2 separate regions of the Homo sapiens genome follow, and region 2 is linked to region 1. Evidence: read pairs that join two places in POLR2A ChIA-PET (ENCODE). Cell type or tissue: Panc1. All regions are shown on one strand. Each heading gives the region's core, and the rest is flanking DNA. Links, peaks and the distances in the headings are about the cores only.

Region 1 (7,458 bases), core at 1,431-6,430:
GTAAAAACCAGAAAAAATAAAACTTCTGCTTTTTTCAAAGATAGGGAACATTCTTGCAAACATCTACACTTTCAAGGAAAATCAGCCTTGGATTTATTGCCTTGAATTTATCTCCATTCCTAAGCTTTCATTGTCCTTGGTGAGTACAATTTGTCTGCTACCTGCTATGTGAAGTTATGCTTCTTTCAGTAAATACAATGCGGGCCTATAGTCCTAGCTTTCCAGGAATTGTTCCGTATTCAACACATCTATACCTTTCTTGGTTTTACAAATTCACTAGATATATTAAAAAATATCTTTCTGCTCCTCAGAAAATCTCTCTGAGGTTGCAGTTTGGTGCACTGAAAGCACTATGAGGAGAGAGCTGGAATATACGCCAACTGGGAAACAGCACGTGTACCTCCCTCTCCAACACCCCTGCTGCTGCAGCTCAATATTTGCTCTTGGTTTTGGCCCGTTTTCATTTCCTGCCACCTGCTTCCGGGCCTCTGCATCCAGGAGAACCTGCCCCTGGTTGAACACAGGAGGCTGTCACCCATCATTCTTCCATTATCACTAGCAGGTGCCTTATTTCCTCTCAGCCAGCTTCCTGATCTCTCCCTCCCTGCTATGGACTTCCAGCCACCACATCTCTGTCATTGCTCCTCCTTAGCTGTCCTGGGTGAGAGGGTTGATCAGGCTCCTAGAGAAGAGCTTCACGTAGGTGTAGGAATATTTGGAGTAGGTCATTATTTTTTTAATTGAGTCACCACACTGTTGTTTTGCCCAGTAAGTGCATGTTTATAAAGCTACTAACACCCACTAGCATCAGGACTTTAAGCAATAATAATATTTTTGCAGGTTCTGTTTTTTAAATAAATGTTAATTCAAAAAATTAAAAAGGCATTATCATGTTATTTAAACTTAGCTTGATTTTTTAAATTTAATATTTGTCCTTCCTTTTCTTATTTCTCCTCAGTTGGATGAAAATTTTGTCACAGACCTGCATTGGAGAACAAGTGCCTTAGAGTCTAGAGTTCAAATACCTTCGAGAACCAGGACATTGCAAATCGCTGGATCTGCATGCAGGGCAGGGAACAAGGGCCCTACAGGAAAGTGAGGCATTGGCCTTAGGTGCAAAATTTTAGGGGATACCAAAAACTTGGTGATCAAGATAAATAACATTTCAATAAAACAAAATTAATGTAAAAATCTATGTATTTTTAACAAAATATCAATTTTTTTTTTTTTTTTTGAGACGGAGTCTCCCTCTGTTCCCAGGCTGGAGTGCAGTGGTGCGATCTCAGCTCACTGCAAGCTCCGCCTCCTGGGTTCACGCCATCCTCCTGCCTCAATCTCCTGAGTAGCTGGGACTACAGGTGCCCCGCCAACACGCCCGGCTAATTTTTTGTATTTTTAGTAGAGACAGGGTTTCACCATGTTAGCCAGGATGGTCTTGATCTCCTGACCTCGTGATCCGCCCGTCTCGGCCTCCCAAAGTGCTGGGATTACAGGCATAAGCCACCGTTCCCAGCCAAAATATCAATTTTTTAAATACAGACAGGATCAATAGCATACTGATTTTTCCTTTATGTCACAACTCCACTGTGGCTCTGCCTATATTGACTGCATGAACGCAAGCCTTGGTGAGAACAGTGGAAATTAGAGAGCACGTGTCCTGAAAGGTTTCACATTTATTACAAAATACTGTGATGCTGTGCTGACTGAACTCTGAGGCCACATATGCAACCTCTAGCCCTAAGGGGGTCTACCAGTATGTGAATATCAAGAATCTCAAAAGAAGCCTTACACTCCATGCGCCTCTCAGGAATGTAGGTGGGTCAAGGTAGATTAGCCAGAGTTTCCTTTACAAAAGGAGTTAGAACACATCATGCGGAATGAAGGGAACTGAAAAACTCAGGTTTGGAGGAAAATGGGGCTATCCCTTCAATGCCTGCTGTGGATGCCAAATAGAAAACCTGTCCGTTCTAGGGGGATAAGAGGTCAAGCTCAATTAAGGGATCCTGTCTGGATATCAGCAAGAAGCATCAATGACTTATGGGGGCATTCTGATAATCTTCCTACCACTGAAAGAAGAGAGAGGGCAAACAAAAAAGGAGCAATATGTCGCTCAGAAGGCACTTTGATGGTAAAGCCACTGTTTGTAGTCTAACTGCAGTGGCTTATATTTATTGAGCACTCTCAGTGCTGAGCACTTTATATACATCACCTCAGCTGGGCATGGTGGCCCACACCTATAATCCCAGCACTTTGGGAGGCCAAGGCGGGAGGATCGCTTGAGCCCAGGAGTTCAAGACCAGCCTGGGCAACATAGGAAGAATTAAAAAAAAGAAAATAATAAAAAGCATTACCTCATGTCATGTTGATAACATGTCTATGTGGTATGTATTATCCTTTTTTCATGATAAAGAAACTGAAGGTAATAATAGCAGAGCTGGGACTTGAACTCAGGTAGTCCGATTCCAGAGCCTGCAGGTTTAACTACTCACTATACTGCCTCTTAGGAGTTAAGACAGGTAGAAAGCACTTGCCCAAAATAATACTGATGGAAAGGTGCCTGGAGAATTTGCAGTCTGTCAATTCTCCCAGACATTTCAAATTTAAGCTTTGGATCAAGCAAGAGCACGAGCAAGCTGTACAGCCATCAGCTTGACACTGAAGGACAGTATAATCTAACACTGAAGGACAAAAGGAATCTAACACAAAGATGCTGTTGAAGGCATCATCCTCTACGTTGACACAGTGTCCACCTTACCCAAACCCATGGGGAAACATTTATTGTTGCTGAGTGTCAAGAAAAGCTGTATCCCTAAATAGTTGCTTTGTTTGTAAATGTGAATGTAGTGAATTCTATACCTGTTTGGTTTCCATCTTTGTTACGGCTGCTAGGAATTTTTAAGCCAAATTAATATCCTACATCTAAAAACTCTGCAGGGCCATATGTCTGCAATATGTGTTTTGGTATACTATGCTCACTTCTTGCTTTATTAGTTTCCTACCCATATCCTTCTTTGGTCCTGATTTCTACAGCTATGTATTTTCTCCTTTCCTTCATTTATTATACTGTCACTAATGTCTTATAGAATCAGGTGCCAAGTGAATGAATGAACAATATTCAAACAATAAGTTGCCTTTTTATGAATTGGAGGAGACATGTGACACCCATTCCAGTCTCTGAATCTCAATCAGAGAAAAGCCCAGACTCAATCAACAAGGCAGTGTTTATGGGAACCCTGTGATTAAAAGGTGGTAGCAACAGAGCAACTAGCAAAACTGCAATATGGTCAGAAAGGGTGAATGATGACCTCCTGTTAGCAAAGAGAGGAACTATAATGACCACCCCCAGAGATTACTTGAACCATGCTGGGGGCCCTGCCAATGAGAGAAGAACTTTGGAGCACTGAGTTTCCATTGATGATGCCAGTAAAAGTTTGAATCTGAGACTTCTATTAGCATGACCCACACATTCTTGAATCCATCCTTCCAGAGTGCAACATCCTATAAGACATGATCATATACACATAAAAGCAGCCTATGTTTTTGCATTGGTTTGCCCCACTGATATGCAGTGTGTCGCTCCAAATCATAATTAAGCTTTTAGGTACAAAGTTTATCCTATGTCTACAAGTTATTAAGTGATTTCACTTTCAAGGGCCCCCTTAATGTTCCCAAAGCTACCCCTGTTCAAGTCATTCAACTTTTTTATTGATTCAGTAACACAGACATAGCACAGCCAGGTTGATTGGTCTGTTCCAAGTGGTCAGCAGAGGAAAGGGATGCACATGAAAAAGGTAAATTTGGATCAGGGGAATCTTATGAGAAGAGGTCTGGTCAGAGCCTGACTCAGGTTGTGGAAGCAAATCCACTCTAAATTCTGTGCTCAGGGGTCCCCCATTTGGATACTGATTGACAGGCTGATGTGCACTTCACCCCATGCCTAGACAGTGATCTGGAGCTCAAAGATACATGGTCACTCCAACACTCCTTCTAAATGATGATACCTGCCATGGAAAATTTCCTATGCTACATTGGAAATATCCATAAAAGACCTTCATGTTTCTGAATCAATCAACCAACAAACATTTAAGCATCAACATCCATGAGTTCATTATTGTGTTAAGTTTGTGGGTGAAACACCCTCCCCACCCCACACACAAACTAAGACATGATTGATGCCCTCAAATAACTCACTATTTAGTTGAGAATATAAGCTTATTACAAATTACAGCATCCTTATAATCAAAGCATTTCGTATTAGCAATAAAAGTTCAAAGAAGGAATAGGACACTGAGAGTGGGGTTTGTTAGAGTAGAGATAGAACTTGAGTTGAACCTGAAGAGTAGGTAAAACGTAATTATGAGCAGAAAATGGCAGCACTTATTCCATTTTGGGGAGAAGAGGAGGTAAATTGTAGACTCAGCTAGCCATAGTAGTTTTGAGCTAATACCAGAGTTCTCACATCTCTCTGGTTGACTTAAGAGACAGTGTCAGATACTCCAGGGAAGGAAGAACAATCCTTCAAAGACCACATAACTTAAACAGTTTTGCAGAATCAATTTCAGGTTTTACTTTCCTTGTTTACCCAGTTGGACTTCATTTGATTCTTTTCCCTTCCAGGTGGGTCTTACTTTCCCAGTTATATTTTGAGCTATAATAATGAAAACACATTTATTGGAGTTGGTTTAAAAAAATGTTCAAAATATGTTTGCTACATCTTTTTTAATGGAATGTATTATCCTTCCAGATAGCTGTGCTGCAAGTACTGATTATGACTCGCTGTACTGGGATGAGGGTACATCTTCCAATTATAAAATTAATGTAACGTAGCTCCATTTCCCCAAGTCTACTTCTGGCTACCTGGGAGACCTTCATTTGTCTTGGAGATGGTGATGGAATTACCTAAGGAATGGGGGGATACAGCTTATCCTTGGGTATGGGGGCAGGAAGATAATTGATTCAAAGCAAGTAGACAGTCTCAAAGCAGCCAGTGATGTTCCTGAAGCCACTAGAACTAGATGGAGCCTACATTCTCCTGTCAAGCTAAGGGCTTTAGAAACACCAGGGAGAGGGAAGCAGCACATTTCGTTTCTTTGTAATAAATCTCCCATCTTATTGTCTAAGACAGTTTGCTCTCCTGAGGACACAGGGCCTGCTTCCTAGCCTTTTCCAATCGAGCTCTTCCTTGCCTACCACCCATTTCCATTAAAATGGTTTACTGGGATTCGAAAGAGGCAAGCTGCCACATCAAGCTTTTTATTTTCTCTGAACTCCCTCCCTCCCCTCCAATCTCATTTAGACCTTTTTCCTTTTCTCTCCCTTCCCCACCTTCCCATCCTTGTCTTCTTCAGTCATCCATTATTACCCATGGGATCTCTTTCTATAGGTCTTCAGAGAGAAACGATTCCTGGATTAGATTTTGAAGCAAAGCATTAGGAGACTTTAACTCAATCTCAATTACTATTTGACACTATGCTTTATGAGTGAAAAATGCAATAAAATAGTGATTTCTAAATTTAACTAGCATTGTGTAATGCAATTATTTATTACAGAAGGCTATTGTTTATCTATCGCCTGAGCTGTTGGTTAGCGTGAAAAAGACAGTGTACAGGAAGCCCTAGAGATCGATCATTATCTAAAGTGGTTAATCAAATATCTAGTTTGTTTCCATGATTTTTCCTCCAATAACCATGTGACCTATCACACAATGTACCAGTGGACTATAATTCAAATCCTTATATCAAAACTAGAACACAACCTAGCAGGAAATGCAAAGAGGTGACTTTTTCATTCTATTGTTGGAAATGCTAAAAAAGACAATTAAGGCAGAGTGAACTATATTTTTCTCCCGCTCACCCATCCTCACTTTGCTCCCTCCCCTAATAACCATAAGCTGAAACCACTTAAGGATTACAATTATCTGTCATCATTATTGCCCGTATTATGACTAGGCTGCTACCCATTGCAAATGACACTTCTGAAAATGAAAGATGCTCTTCTGAGAGATTTTTGTGTGTTTGTTTTTAGCTTTATAGGCTCCTTCAGGCACAATGGGGGAGGATGTTGGGGGGAGATGGAAATTCAGTCAGGAAAACAATTAACTAGCACAGCTTCACTGCACAGTAACATCAAATCATACAGCAATTAGAACTCTGCAAAACCCCTGGTTTGGTTTCATGCACATTTAAGGATGAAAACTGATACGTACACTGAGCTGATGCTAGACTGCAAATGAAAAAATCAAAGAGGTAAATATTGTAAAATTTCATTCTCTGCCTAATCACATCTCTGGAATGGTGATTTGAGCTAAGAGTATTTTCCGTCTGTGCACAAGGAAATTCACCTCTCTCCTCTAGCCTTAGAAAATTGCTAGAGAACTGTCCACCATTCCTTTTCTTCTACATTGAATATAAAACATTAATTCTTGCCAAAAAATAGATTGTACTTGTTGAAAATAAAGGGGTTAATTAACCCATTGTCCCCACAGATTACCAAAGCCTTGATTGTTAAATCCAGAAAATAAATAATTGTAGCTTCAAAAAAAAAAAAGCAAGATGAAGATGCTTTTAAAAGTGGGAAAGATCCACCAATTCTTGTATTGTTGAGCTTTACCATGCAAAAGAAATTTACCTTTATCTTATAAACATGCCAGTATACATTACATGACCTGCAAAATATTCATTTTCTCTTAACTTTTTTTTTTTTTTGTAATTGAGTGCTTTTCTCTTGGATAGTTTTTGGTATAATAGAATAGGACTCAATTTGTAAGACTGAATGCATTCCCCAGTACAAAGCAATCCACAAAGACTCATTTTTTCCTGCCTGCCTCTAAAGGTTTTTCTATCATTTGACCATGGGTTTAAAAAAGAAACAAAGTGTAAGACATCTGCTTCCCTTATTTTCTAAAATAAATTCTTTATTTTGCAATAATTATAGATTTACAGAAAAGCTGCAAAGGTAGCACAGAAAGTTCTCATATACCCCCTCATCCAGTTTTCCCATTTTTTTATACCTTACATTACTATAGTACAGTTGTCAAAACTAAGAAATTGGCTGGGAGTGGCGGCTCATGCCTGTAATCCCAGCACTTTGGGATGCCAAGGCAGGTGTATCACCCGAGGTCAGGAGCTCGAGACCAGCCTGTCCAACATGGAGAAACCCCATCTCTATTAAAAATACAAAAAAATTAGCCATGTGTGGTGGCGGGTGCCTGTAATCCCAGCTATTCAGGAGGCTGAGGCAGGAGAATCACTTGAACTCAGGAGGCGGAGGTTGCAGTGAACTGAGATCGCGCCACTGCACTCCATCCTGGGTGACAGAGCCAGACTCCGTGTCAAAAAAAGAGAAAAAAGAAAAAAAAAAAAAACTAAGAAACTGACATTGATAGATTCCCATTAACTACACTCCAGACTTTATTTGGATTCCACTAGTCTTTACATAATGATCCTCTTTCTATTCCAG
Region 2 (7,458 bases), core at 1,210-6,209, 77 kb before region 1:
AACATCCTTGTTCTTACCCAAAAGATTGAAAGATCAAGAGAAATGTTAAATCAGCTATAGAACAATAAAGAAGCTGCATTTTCTTTGTACATCTGCATGCAGCGTGAGTTAAATTAGCAGCCTCATCACGAGTGTACTCCACATCCTGAGTGTGACTCAGGAACACAGTTTTTAGCAAGAATGAAGAATTAGGTACGTCCCTTATCTTCAAGGAGTTTAAAATCAAATCACAAAATCCAGACATAGTCACCTGACAGAGATTAAAGACTCAACAGGGGCTCAGAAGTTGCTACCACAAACTTCATCTTTCTTCTGGAGAATCCATACACAGATCAAATGAATCTTCCTAGTCATGCAGTGAAACCTGGAGGTAGACCCAGAACTAAGATTTCTCGCTATCTCAGGAAGCAAGTATATCATCAAGCCAATACAGAATACGGGAGTGAGAACTCATCAACTTTTCTCCTGTCACAGGAAAGTTGGCTTCACCTAACCAATCTACTACATAGCAGTCAGCTCTAAACTATGCAGATGGATACTTAACAAATGCATATGAGAACAACAAGAGAATAAGTTAAGATCCTGAGTGTTTCAGTGATAAGTCTCCAGCTATCATAGGCAGTGGCTGAATGATTAGTTACAGGCATGAAAAAAATATGCCATAAAGGTCAATACAAATGCTCCAGTGCCAATTGAGATAAAAGTAACCATAGCCACAAATATTTATACAGTATTGTACAGCTCAGAAAGACTTGCCTACTTTTTACGTCAAAAGTTTTTACACTTCAACTCTGAAAAGTAGTTAGGCCTGAAAGAATTCTTTTCATTGCCATTTGATAAAGAAGAAAAATTGAATCTTTAAAGATTGAAATGATTTTTCCAAGACCTCAGAACTGCAATTCACACCCAGACATCTCCTAGTGCAAAGTGCTGCTCACTTTCCTCCTTCTCAGTGGAGAGAAAATGGAAACATTCATGAATTATCAGTTTCCTGCTTTCACTAGGAAATGATGTAGGAAGCACCGTGGAAGGCAGACAGAGTCTATAATGCATGTTTATGGAAACAGCAGAACTATTATACATTATTGTGGGAATTGTTTTTCTCAAGTCCTAGAGTCCCTGAAACACTGCTTTAGTAATAATGACTGTTTAGCTCCAGACTTATAATAACTTTTTTAGTAAAGTATCAAAAGAATAGAAAATCTAGAATTACTGAGAATAATTTGTGTTAGACATTTGAAAAACATATGTCAAAAGCACATCTTTTAATGAGCGCCCTGAAGAACTGTAACATTCAAACTCAACATATAATGATTGAGTCTGCCTCAGAGAAGTTGTACAATAGTTTTCTAAACCGTGCTGTTAAAATTGGTAGCCAATAGCCATACATGGCTACTTAAATTCATTAAAATGAAATACATTAAAAATTCGGTTTTCAGGCCTGGCACAGTGGCTCACGCCTGTAATCCCAGCACTTTGGGAGGCCAAGGCTGGTGGATCATCTGAGGTCAGGAGTTGGAGACCAGCCTGACCAACATGGTGAAACCCCGTCTCTACTAAATACATAAAAGTAGCCAGGCGTAGTAGCGTATGCCTGTAATCCCACCTACTTGGGGGGCTGAGGCAGGAGAATCACTTGAACCTGGGAGGCAGAGGTTGCAGTGAGCCGAGATTACACCATTTGCACTCCAGCCTGGGCAACAAGGGCAAAACTCCGTCTCAAAAAAAAATCAGTTTTTATTTGCACTAGCCACATTTTCAGTACAAGCACACTTTGTTTTATTGTGTTTCACTTTATTGTGCTTCACAGATGCTGCATTTTTTTACATATTGAAGATTTGTGGCAACCCTGCCTCAAGCAAGTCTATCACCAACATTTTTCCAACAGCATGTGCTCACTTTGTGTCTCGGTGTCACATTTTGGTAATTCTAGCAATATTTCAAATATTTTCAGTATTATTATAACTCTGTGATCAGTGATCTTTGATATTGCTTTTGTTAATTATTTTCAGACACCATGAACTGTGCCCATATAAGATGGTGAATTTAATCAACGCATATTGTGTGTGTTCTGGCTGCTCCACCAGCCAGCCATTCCCTGTCTCTTTCTTTTTCCTGGGCCTCCCTATTCCCTCAGACACAAAAATATTGAAATTAGGTCAATTAATAACCCTACATTGGCCTCTAAGTGTTTAGGTGAAAAGAAGAGTCTCAAGTCTCTCACTTTAAATAAAACACTAGAAATGATTAAGCTCAGTGAGGAAGGCATGTCTAAAGCCAAGCTAGGCAGAAAGCTAGGCCTCTTGTGCCATGTAGCCAAGTTGTAAATGCAAAGGAAAAGTTCTTCAAGGAAATTAAAAATACTGCTCCAGTGAACATGAGTGATAATAAAGTGAAACAGCTTTATTGTGATACAGAGAAAGTTTTAGAGATCTGGATAGAAGATCAAACCAACCAGAATAGTTCCTTAAACCAAAGCCTAATCCAAAGAAAGGCCCTAACTTTCTTCAATTCTATGAAGACTGAGAGAGGTAAGAAAGCTACAGAAAAAAAGTTTGAAGCTAGGAGAGACTGATTCATGAAGTTTAAGGAAAGAAACCATCTTCATAATGCAAAAGTGCAAGGTGAAGCAGCAAGTGCTAATAGAGAAGCTGCAGCAAGTTATCCAGAAGACCTAGCTAAGATCATTGATGAAGCTGGCTACACTCAACAACAGATTTTTGGTGTAGATGAAATAGCCTTATATTGGAAGAAGATGCTATCTAGGACTTGCATAGCTAGAGAGGAGAAGCCAATGCCTAGCTTCAAAGGACAGGCTGACTCTCTTGTTAGGGGCTAATGTAGCCAGTGATTTCAAGTGAAAGCCAATGCTCATTTACAATTCCAAAAACTCTTAGGACCCTTAAGAATGATGCTAAATCTACTCTGCCTGTGGTCTATAAATGGAACAACAAAACCTGGATGACAGGGCATCTGTTAACAGCATGGTTTAATGAATATTTTAAGCCCACTGTTGAGAACTACTGCTCGGGAGAAAAAAAAAAAAAAGATTCCTTTCAAAATATTATTGCTTTCACAATGCACCTGGTCACCAGAGAGCTCTGATGGAGATGTACAAGATTTAGGTTGTTTTCATGCTTGCTTACACAACATACATTCTGCAGCCTATGGATCAAGGAATAATTTTGACTTTCGAGTCTTATTATTAAAGAAATACATTTCATAAAGCTATAGCTGCCATTGAGAGTGATTCCTCTAATAGATCTGGACAAAGCAAATTAAAAACCTTCAAGAAAGGATTCTTCATTCTAAATGCCATTAAGAACATTCATGGGAGGAGGTCAAAATATCAACATGAACAGGAGTTTGGAAGAAGTTGATTTCAACACGCATGAATCACTTTGAGGGGTTCAGGACTTCAGTGGAGTAAGTAACTGCAGATGTAGTAAACACAGCAAGACAACTAGAATTAGAAGTGGAGCCTGAAGATGTGAGTGAATTGCTGCAATCTCGTGATCAAACTTGAACAGATGAGAAGTTGCTTCTTATGGATGACAGAATAAACTGGTTTCTTGAGATGGAATCTAGTGAAGATGCTGTGAACATTGTTGAAATGACACCAAAGGATTTAGAATATTGCACAAACTTGATAAAGCAACAGCAGGGTTTGAGATGATTAAAAGAAATTCTATAGTGGATAAAATGTTATCAAACAGCATTGCATGCTACAGAGAAAACTTTCAGGAAAAAAAAGAGTCAATCCATGTGATGAACTTTATTTTTGTCTTATTTTAAGAAACTACCAAAGCCATCCCAACCTTCAGCAACCACCAGACTGGTCAGTGGCCATCAACATAGAGGTAAGACCTTCCATCAGCAAAAAATAAATAAAAAATAAAAAAATAAGACTCGCTGAAGGCCCAGATGATTGTTAGCAATTTTTAGCAATAAAGTATTTTTATGCAGGTATGTACTTTTGTTAAGACAATATGCTATTTCACACAATAGTCTACAGTATAATATAAACATAAATTTTGTATGCACTGGGAAACCAAAACAATTCACGTTGACTCATTTTATTGTGGTGGTTTGGAACCGAACCTTCAGTATCTCTGAAGTATGCTTGCACTCATTAGCCACATAAGGCTAGTGGCAAGATATAAAACAATTACATTGTCACAGAAAGTTCACTGAATGATACTATACTACTAGATTACTGAGAAGAAATAACCAACTGCTTCCAAAATGGCTCTGCTGGAGAAAACACCCTACATTGCAAATACTCCACAAATACAGGCACATAACTCTAGCCGAGCTCTCTAACAATGCCTTATGAAAGGAAACACATAACATAATTTGCAGAATCATTCCCAATAGGTGGAAGCTACTTGGAGGCTTTTCTCATCTCTTTGAGATATTGTAACACATATTCAAATGTCATGCTTTCCACTTTTCTCATTTCACCCATCCTCCACAAGGACCATCACACACTAGAGTTAACACCAAAAAGTGGATAGCCTGTACTGAGAGGTGTATATCATGTTCATGCACATTCTAGAGAATTCCCCAATCACCACAGAAGCCAAAGAATGGGCTGTCCTTTAGTCCCCGAGAAAGGTCTGCTGGATATGCAGAGCTCAACTGCTAACCAAGTCATTGGCTGGGTTTGCCTGAGAACAGAAAGAATAGCAGGAGGTGGAGGAGCAAGTGGTAACATGACCTAAGGAACTGGTGATCTGAATTGCTATGTGTCATAGCAATGGGCTCTTCAGACCCACCCTTCAAATGGGCTCTCCAGATCCACCCTAATTCACAGTCCTGGTCTTCAGCAGATTTGTTTGGCCCTAGTTAAATGTTGACAGAGCAACTTGACATACAGCTCAAAGAGTTTTCCAGCCACTCCTACTGCCCCACAGAGCCTCATTCTGATTGTCATTGTCCCAGGATTCAATAAGAATCAAAAAGGAAAAAGGAAGGAAACTTAGAAATCATCTATCCCATACCCTGAATCTTATGGATAAGGAAAGTTGAGGCACAGAAAGGGGAAATGAGAGACACAGATTACCCAGGCAAGAGTGTCAGTTTCCATGTCTGTGAACTGGAGATAAGATTCGTCTCTAAATACAGATGTCATGGTGGCTCTCTCACCAGCACACCCGCGGTCACCAGCCTTGTGCTCCTGTGCTCTCCTGGCAACCAGTTTCCCACTCTACCCTGCAGTGAGTAGGATCAGCCACCAGAGAGCCTGTGAGTGAGAACAGCATTTAACCATTTTCCTATGGGCAGGCTTATTCTTTCTATAGTGCCTATGTCTTAATCAATAAACAACCCCAGCTAGTTGACTCCTGGTCATTCTTTATAGGAAACAGAAGCCTATACCAAGTATAAATCTCTACAAGATCAATTCGATTTGAAGAATAAGGATCAAGACCTGCTGTTCCCAAATTATAACTCTGATAAAATCACTGTTATCATAAGCCTTGATTTGTCCCATTCATTCTGCCATTATTCTTTCATTCTTCAGGGTCTTAAAACATTTTCCAAGTTTCAGTCATACATACTTCAGATGTAAATAGTTTCATGAGCTACAATGTCTTAATAAGGATTATGATACAGCTATTCAGATTAAGAAAAGGACACCAGATAAACCCCACAGATTTAGCTGGGAAGATTCTGTAGGGGTGGAAAGAGCCCTACCAGGGCAATTTTAGGTCCGAGGACAAAACTTAACCTACACTGAAGTTGTGTATAAGAAGGCCTTAGATCCAATGGTGAAAAGATATAGTTTTTTCAATAAGTCTCTGGCTCTTTAAATCACAGTCTTCAAAAATCAGCCACTGAATTAGGTTATGGATCTGTGGGTACAGCACAGTGAAACATTAAATCAGAGAACAGAAAACTTTCTGGAACAAATAAGCCAAATGAATGCCTAGAAGTGGAAATGTTAACTAGCGACATAAGTTCAGAGTACAGCTGTGTCCAAATGAGTCGGCTCTGGCCCAGCAAGCAAAGTCTGTGAAAGATACAGAAGAATTATACTGTTTTTCCTAAAGTCAAACAGTGGACTTTTGCCATGTTAATTCCGATTTTCTGGGGTGGGAGATGAGAAATTAAGAAAGCAAAATGGAATGGTTTTAAAATAAATACGTCCTAGATTATTGTGTTGAGATAGGGCTGTATTTTTTTTTCTTTTGGCAGAGAAATGAGTTGACTATAACGTCTTTCAAGAGAAATGTCTCAGATTTATTTCAATGACCTTATAGTCTGGGTATGATGGCACCAAAAACGCACTGAGTTTATTAGTTAGTATCTAATGAATCACATTTTATTTGTGTGTTTCAGGTCAATTCACAAGCTCTTGTGCTTCATTTGAGCCAGAAGACACCACTGAACAGATCATGGTTTCAGTACCTACACTGGCTGTTTTTCATTCAAGGTGCAAGAGTGGTTCCAAAAGCTATGCAAGGGATTACTTTTTGCCAAACTAATTATCACAATTATTGAGAAATATGACAAAGACCTAAAAGTATCAAACATTGCCTACATTTGATAGGCTTTGAATAAAAGATAAGTTAATTTCAACAGGCTGTGATTAAAACTGTCCATAATAATAATAATGATAAAACAATTGTCATATGTTGAGATTAATAAATGTTACACAAAATGTTTCAAATGTATTTTATCTTCTACAGTCTATAAGATGGACACTATAATTTTCCCCATTTTATATTTGAGGTTTAGGCCATTGTTAAAGCTTTCCCAGAGTTATATATCTGATATGGCAGAGCCAGGGCCTTCAGGAGAGACGCTGGAATACCTTTGTTGAAAATTAAGCTAGACTCTAGTAGTTCTCAGTTGAATTAATTGGGAACAATTTACCAAGTAATGAATAATTGGTACAAAACTGTAAGTAATAAAATGCTGAATAGTGAAAAAGAGATTCTGAAGTCCTAGAGAGATCAGCAAAAAAGCAAATCCAAAGCAGAAGGCTCGCAGTAGAAGGTGCAATGTGAGCTGTGCTTTGAAACGGCTCTGATGGTACAAAAAGAGGAACAAAGACAGAGACAGCAGGATGGAAGGGATTGGAAGGTTAAGGGGTCACAGAAGAGGCCAGCAGGAGAAGACAATACAGGAGGGAAATAGTTGTCTACTTTCTGGGTTATTCCTCCAATTTTTTTTTTTTTTTTTTTTTTTGAGTCTCACTCTGTCGCCCAGGCTGGAGTGCAGTGGCACAATCTCAGCTCACTGCAACCTCCGCCTCCCGGGTTCAAAAGAGTCCCCTGCCTCAGTCTCCCGAGTAGCTGGGACTACAGGCACGCACCACCACGCCTGGCTAATTTTTTCTATTTTTAGTAGAGATGGGATTTCACCATGTTGGCCAGGATGGTCTTGATCCCCTGACCTCGTGATCTGCCCACCTTGGCCTCCCAAAGTGCTGGGATTACATATTCCTCCAAT

The links. ChIA-PET counts read pairs that join two places held together with the same protein. Peaks named below come from ENCODE experiments on the same cell type or tissue, not always from the same donor. Only the 100,000 strongest peaks of a DNase experiment are listed, where the experiment ranks them.
Region 2: POLR2A ChIA-PET joins it to region 1 with 8 read pairs; 4 of 35 experiments call an interaction of 5 or more read pairs at or near these places.

Annotation. Positions count from the first base shown.
Region 1 is chr3:177,403,949-177,411,406 of GRCh38, reverse strand. No RefSeq gene overlaps it. Among named protein-coding and RNA genes, the nearest start is that of LINC00578, 34 kb to the left of the region's middle. In Panc1, for the core only: no CTCF peak of the experiment used is centred there; no DNase peak of the experiment used is centred there; H3K27ac peaks cover 1,433 bases.
Region 2 is chr3:177,481,070-177,488,527 of GRCh38, reverse strand. The region is part of intron 1 of LINC00578 (long intergenic non-protein coding RNA 578); the gene reads right to left. Among named protein-coding and RNA genes, the nearest start is that of LINC00578, 43 kb to the right of the region's middle. RefSeq lists an enhancer at 339-840. In Panc1, for the core only: CTCF peaks have their summits at 5,029 and 5,228; no DNase peak of the experiment used is centred there; H3K27ac peaks cover 4,860 bases.